2 separate regions of the Mus musculus genome follow, and region 1 is linked to region 2. Evidence: chromatin loops called from intact Hi-C (ENCODE). Cell type or tissue: left cerebral cortex. All regions are shown on one strand. Links, peaks and the distances in the headings refer to the core of each region. The heading gives the core; the rest is flanking DNA.

Region 1 (2,907 bases), core at 97-2,596, 820 kb after region 2:
TTGATTTTATTAACTAGCTTTAGAACTTCTAGTGAATCTTGCTCCTTGTAACCCAGAGCAGGCAGGATTCATAAAACTCATAGTCTTGAGTTTGCATACCTAACCTTGCATTCCTAACCATATCCTTGATGCAAACAAAAAAATCACCTGGTTTTGAGGGAAACCCACGTAAGGGATCGTCATCTAAGGAAATACACCAACCTTAGCGTGCTGAGAAATGACTTCTTAAAGATACGCTTGTCACCACTCTGTGTGTCTATCTCCCTGTCTTTCTTAGCAAACAGTGACTTTTTCCAGAGTCTCGGTCCACGCGGAGCACACCAGGCAGATGTGACTGTATACAGTCTTGAGGACCTCACCGCTCTGGCTTCTGAACATACTTCTAAGAACACAGTAAGATTTAATGAGTTTTGCCATCTCCACCTGGTGACTCTTCCTAGGGACCTTTTCTGGGTGTTAAAATAGTCACTGGAAGTTTCACTTGCTGAGGGAAAAAAAAAAGGGTGAAAGTTCTAAAAAGGTACTATGAGGTCTCCTGCCCATACCAGAGATCCTGTCTGAAGGTAGACGCGACCCCTGGCCCCTTGTGCTGTATCATAGTTTCCTGTGCTTAGCCAGCAGGTAATGCCCTCCCCCTCAGCATCCCCTGTTCTCTCACAGAAAAAGAAAAAAAAAAAAAAAAAAAAAGCAACAAGCAAAACGTGGCAGAGTAATTTCCTGCATCGTATTCTAATCTCCAAATTGTTACTTTCTATTTATATCATTCTTAGTTCCAATACCTACTTCCTCAAGTTGTAACCACTGGACTTTGTAGTACAGGTGAGTTGAGATGTCATTTCTGTAGTGACATTTTAGAAGAGAAATTTAGTGGTATATTTATATTTTTAATCTCTTCTTGTTGACAGAGTAATTAAGCCTCATAGTGTGTTGATGGTGGAGATTCCCTTCATTTGGTATTTAGACTCCAACATCATCATAACTTAATGATTTTTTATAGTTCTACAACAGGAGTTGTGTAGTGTTACATAATAGAGCCTGTTCTGCTAACATGCACAGTGATGTGGTAGGTGTTTAAAGAGCAAGTTTTAAGAAAACATTCGCCCTCTAAAATCTTCGCAGTCCGTCTAGACAGGGAAACAAGTCCGTGCTAGGAAGCACAATGGCTGGTTACAAATGAACTTAGTGGCTAATAAAACAGGTCTGAGATGCAATTCTTATGTAATGGGGTCTGTCAGGGGCAGCTTTGTGGAGGAGGAGTGCTTGAGCTTGGGCTTTAAGCGCAGAGTCTGCTGACAAGAAGACAGTCCCTCCTGGTGGGGAGCGCAGTTTGCAGAAAAGTGTGTGCACTCTGTATATATTTAGTCTGCATGGAAGCTGGTGTGGGCTTTCTGGCATAGAGATTAGACTTTTAGGAAGCATGGTAGGCTTTTTATAGTAGTTGTTAAGGAGCATGCTGGAGAAAACTAGGAAGCTTTTTATCTTTACAAGTGTGTGCGTGTTGGGTGTATGTGTCGTGATAGAAATCCTGAAGAACCTGACTTTGCAGAGGCGTTGTCTGTGAGTTCTTCCGTGTCTGTTTTAAATATTTCCTGCAGGATACCTTCGCGGCCGTGTTTTCGTTTCTGTCTGGAAGGTTAGTGCACATTTCTGAGCAGGCTGCTTTGATCCTGAATTCTAAGAGGGGTTTCCTCAAGAGCGTGCACTTTGTCGACCTGCTTGCCCCTCAAGACGTGAGGGCGTTCTACGCGCACACTGCTCCAACTCAGCTTCCTTTCTGGAACAACTGGACCCAAAGAGGTATGAGACCAATGTTGCTTGAGTGGCTTGCACTAAGATCGGGTTGTTCTCTCGGAAATAGAACAGACGTTAACATGTTACTTTCAACATATAATCCATGTCATTTCCCTTATTTATTTATTTAGTTTATGTAGTTATTTATTTTATTTCTTTGGTGTTGGTTTGTTTTTTGAGATAAGGTTTTCTGTGTAGCCAAGGCTGTCCTGGAACTTGCATTGTAGACCAGGCTGGCCTCAAACTCTGCGATGTGCCCATCTCTGCCTGAGTGTGGATTTCAAGACACGTACCACAGCTATAGGCTTTCTTCTTCTTTTTTAAAAAAGCACAGCAAAATAGTATTTTTATCATTTAATAACTAACAGACCAATGCATTTCTTTTTACTTAGTGAGATTTCACATACTCTGTATGAAAAATAGCTTTGGTTGGTACAGGATCTCTTCCCTCTGAATTAGAAAGACATACTTTCTTCTTGTGTTGACTCCATGATGTCTTTGTCTAATAGATGTGACTTTATAGGTAAGATTCTGAGAGCTCGGATTCCCTTTTTCTGGCCCCTGAAAGTTCATGGATCCAGTAACTTGGTTGCCTTGAGAATTGTTGGTTTACTTGAACAGATCTGCCTGGCCACAGTTTTCTCTGTGACATTCTGTCCGTGTGATTTTCTTTTTAAAGTCGCTCGTTGCTCCTTACATTGTTTGTGAATCATCTCTTAAAGAGCTCAGTATATACCACGTGCATCGGCCTTTTCTTATATTTCAGTCTCTTTTCTCTGTTGTCTGTTTGTTGTAGCCCAGGCTATCCTCAACCTTGCCTTACAGCCAATATGCCTTAAACTCTGATCTTCCTACCTCTACTCCCCGAGTGATGAGATTACAGGCAGATACCACCAAACCATCGTTAGCAGTGCTGGAGATTGAGCCTAGGGTTTCATGAGGCTAGGCAAGCATTCTGCGGACTGAACTATATCCCCAGCATCACTTCATCTGCTTTAAAAGATTTTTTTATATATGTATGGGTGTTTTGCCTGCTTAAATGTCTGTGCACCACATGGGTTTCAGGGCCCATGGAAGCCATAAGAGGGGATTAGATTCCCCCTAGAACTAGAGTTA
Region 2 (2,907 bases), core at 123-2,622:
GTGGACCTACAGGCAGGAGAGCTGCGCGGAGCTGCGGCTGGAACCCGACCGAAGCGCCGGGAGCCCGGGAGGGATTGGCTAGGCTAGCCGAGGTCGAGCGTTCCGAGCCCTAGATCCGCGGCTGCAGCCTGGGACAGGCACCTATGACTCATCGGCTCCGCCGGTCACATGGGCAACGTGACCAAAATAAAGTTTCAGTATTTTAAGCCGCTAGAAAAGGGGACAGAGGAGCGCAAGGCAGGCGGGAGCGTAGGGTGGCCGCGGGGACGCTGCGCCGGCCGAGGGGGCGGGGCTGAGGCCAGGAAGGGGCGGGATTTGGCCGAGGGGCGTGGTCTGCCGGGAGGTGCGCCCCTCCCCCGTGTCGGGCAGCGACGCCCCGACTCTCGGCTAAACGGTTCGGGAACGCTGTGAACCGGCACGCCTCGGTGCCTTACGTATCCCTCCGGCAGGGCCGCCCCCCGCCAGCGCCGCAGGCTGCGGGATCCCGGAGATCCCAGCGTGTCCTCCGAAGACACCGGGACCCCCACGCGCCAGCAGCGGCTTCCCCGGGAACGTCCTTCAGCTCCCGGAGCACGCGGGAAAAGCCCCAGCACACCAATGAGCGAGCGCCTTCCTCATGACGGTCACGCTGGGGGGCGGGGCTTCCCACAGCCGTTCCCGAGTTCCGGGAACCCCCTTTGATTGGTCTGGACGGCTTGGGAAACACTGTAGTGACGTCCAATCAAAACACCACGTCTCGGCCTCGAGGAAATATTCCGTGTCAGCCTCATCCTGATTGGGCCATCCTTTCGACCTCTGTCCACTAGGAAGCTTTGTTTAGGTCTGGAGGGCGGGTTTTCCCGGGAGTGGGTGGGGAGGGGGCGTTGATTCCAGGCCAATCACTTTAGTCGGTGCGGTGGTGATCAGCCAATGGACAGGGTGGATAGGACGCTCCTCCCGGAGAGTAGTGAGACCCCTGGTGCGGTCCGATTGGTCGCGGGAGCCGTGACTGGCAGACGCACCAACCAGTGGGCGCTGTGCGTGGGCCGCGGGGCGGGGCCAGGGCGGGTGCGCGGCGGCGGCGGGGTGGCTGGGCCGGCGGCGGCGGCGGTACGAGGCGCGCGCTCGGGGTCCCGGTCGCGAGGAGGAGGAGGATGTGGCGCGCGGAGGGGAAATGGCTGCCGAAAACAAGCCGGAAGGTGAGAGCCGGAGCGTGAGGGCCCGGGGCTGTCAGGGTGGCGGCGACACGGCGAGCCCGGGGCCGCGCCGGACATCCCGGGCATCGGCGGCGCGGGGCGCGAGCGCGGGGGCGCGGCGGGCGCGGGGAGGGCGCCGGCGGGGTGGGGGGGGCGGAGCGCGGCCGAGTCCTGAGGTGACTCGCGGGCCGGCCGAGCGGGGCGCCCCGCACCCAGCCCCGGGGGCGGCAGGCCGGGGCGGGGGGCGCGCGGGGCGGGGGCCGGGCCCAGCGAGGAGGAGGAGAAGCCGCGACGCCTCCCGCACCCGGCCCGGGGCATCCCCGCCGTGTCGGTCGGGGTGTCAGGGGGCCGCGGGGCGGAAAGTTTCCCGGGCCGCGGGGGCTCGCGGGCACCGGTGCCGGCGGCCGTAGCGGCGTCAGGGCCGGACGTTCCCCTCCACAGCCCCCCTCGGGCCGCGCGGCGCCTCCTAGCGCCGGCGTGGGGGGTGTCCCCGCGCGGGTCCCCGCCAGGGGGCCCCCCTCGTGCCGAGCGCCCCTCGGCCGAGGCCCCGGGCGACCCCTCCCCCAGCAGGGCCGGGGTCCTCGCGCGGCCTCCCCGCCCCTCACAGCATGCTCTTCCACACTTGCCCTTGCACCCTCACTACCGGGAGGGTGGGGTCTCCACACTGCCATGCCCTTTACCTTCCGTGACCCCGATCCTCTCCGAGCACTGAGGGTTCCGTGTCAGCCTGTCCCCTTTTTGAGGGGACTCTCGTGGGGCCGCGGAGCCTCTGCACGCTGGGTTAATCTTTTTTTTTTTTTTTGGCCAGGACAAGGGGACTCGGGGCTACCCATGTTCTTCCTTCTTAGCTCACCCAGTGGCTTGTGGGGCCCTGTGCAGCTCTGAAGTCATTTCTAAATAGGCAGGCAGACACTTCTTCCAGATCTGTACTCTTTCCGTACACTTTCCTGGGTTAGGGTGAGCTCATTTCCTGAACACCCTTCGAGTTGCCCTCTTTCTTGTTGGGAAAACCGGACGCTCCAATGCTCCTCTCCCTAGCTGTCTGCCTCTCTCCTTGGAGTTCCCTGTCTGGGCCAGGGTGGGCGCCCCAGTAAGATGTAGGGCAGGCAGGACTTCCGATGTGCCTACCACTTGAGTGTAAGGGACCTCAGTACTTGTTTCTTGCAGGAAAAGAAGGATCTATTGCTTCCCGTTCACTCTTGGATCTTAGGGGGCACCCTTCACCAGTTAACACTATCCCACTGGGAAAAGGGTCCAGTGCCCTTGAATTTGGTGTTCTGATTCCTGTCTTCTGAGCAGAAAGAACCAGACTTTATGCATCCCACTCTCAAGAAGTCTTTGAATCTTTCTTGGAAATAAACTTCCCAATTCTTCTTTTTTTTTTTTTTTTCTGAGAGAACTCAGACCCTCCTTATGGCTCCTGTTTCCCAGTCAGCCATATTTAGTGAGCCTGTTACCTTGACTTTCTCTAATTTTCTCAAATTGTATTCATGTTGGCTGGGTAAGGAGAAGCCATATGCCTTTCTATCCAGAATAGGGAGTGTAGACACCCTTGTCGCCCACATGCCATTTGAGAAGAGGTAGCTTGTGTGCTCCTTGTTGTACCAGAATCTTCCTTTGGCCCTGGTATGTCTCTAGTGGGATCAAAACATTTCTTTGGATCTTGCACCTTTCAAGCAAAGGGGCAATTTCTCTACTTTTTGCTGTTCTGGTTCTCTTTGACATCACGGAA

What was found. Peaks named below come from ENCODE experiments on the same cell type or tissue, not always from the same donor. Only the 100,000 strongest peaks of a DNase experiment are listed, where the experiment ranks them.
Region 1: it touches region 2 in a loop (2.7-fold over the local background); 4 of 42 quality-filtered maps call a loop at or near these places.

Annotation. Positions count from the first base shown.
Region 1 is chr4:151,040,162-151,043,068 of GRCm38, reverse strand. It overlaps Per3 (period circadian clock 3), which reads left to right. Exons shown (of 21, transcript NM_011067.3): 3 at 278-393; 4 at 1,596-1,797. Among named protein-coding and RNA genes, the nearest start is that of Per3, 3.0 kb to the left of the region's middle. In left cerebral cortex, for the core only: a CTCF peak has its summit at 1,318; DNase peaks (open chromatin) are centred at 343 and 1,409; H3K4me3 peaks cover 1,215 bases; H3K27ac peaks cover 534 bases.
Region 2 is chr4:151,859,896-151,862,802 of GRCm38, reverse strand. Camta1 (calmodulin binding transcription activator 1) reads left to right here and starts at 1,035. Exons shown (of 24, transcript NM_001081557.3): 1 at 1,035-1,178. The coding sequence starts at 1,134. All of the region lies in intron 2 of Gm42357 (a long non-coding RNA gene), which reads right to left. It overlaps 9230110K08Rik (a long non-coding RNA gene), which reads right to left and starts at 1,059. Exons shown (of 2, transcript XR_390981.3): 1 at 1-1,059. In left cerebral cortex, for the core only: a CTCF peak has its summit at 1,679; DNase peaks (open chromatin) are centred at 272, 782, 1,900 and 2,209; H3K4me3 peaks cover 1,789 bases; H3K27ac peaks cover 1,129 bases.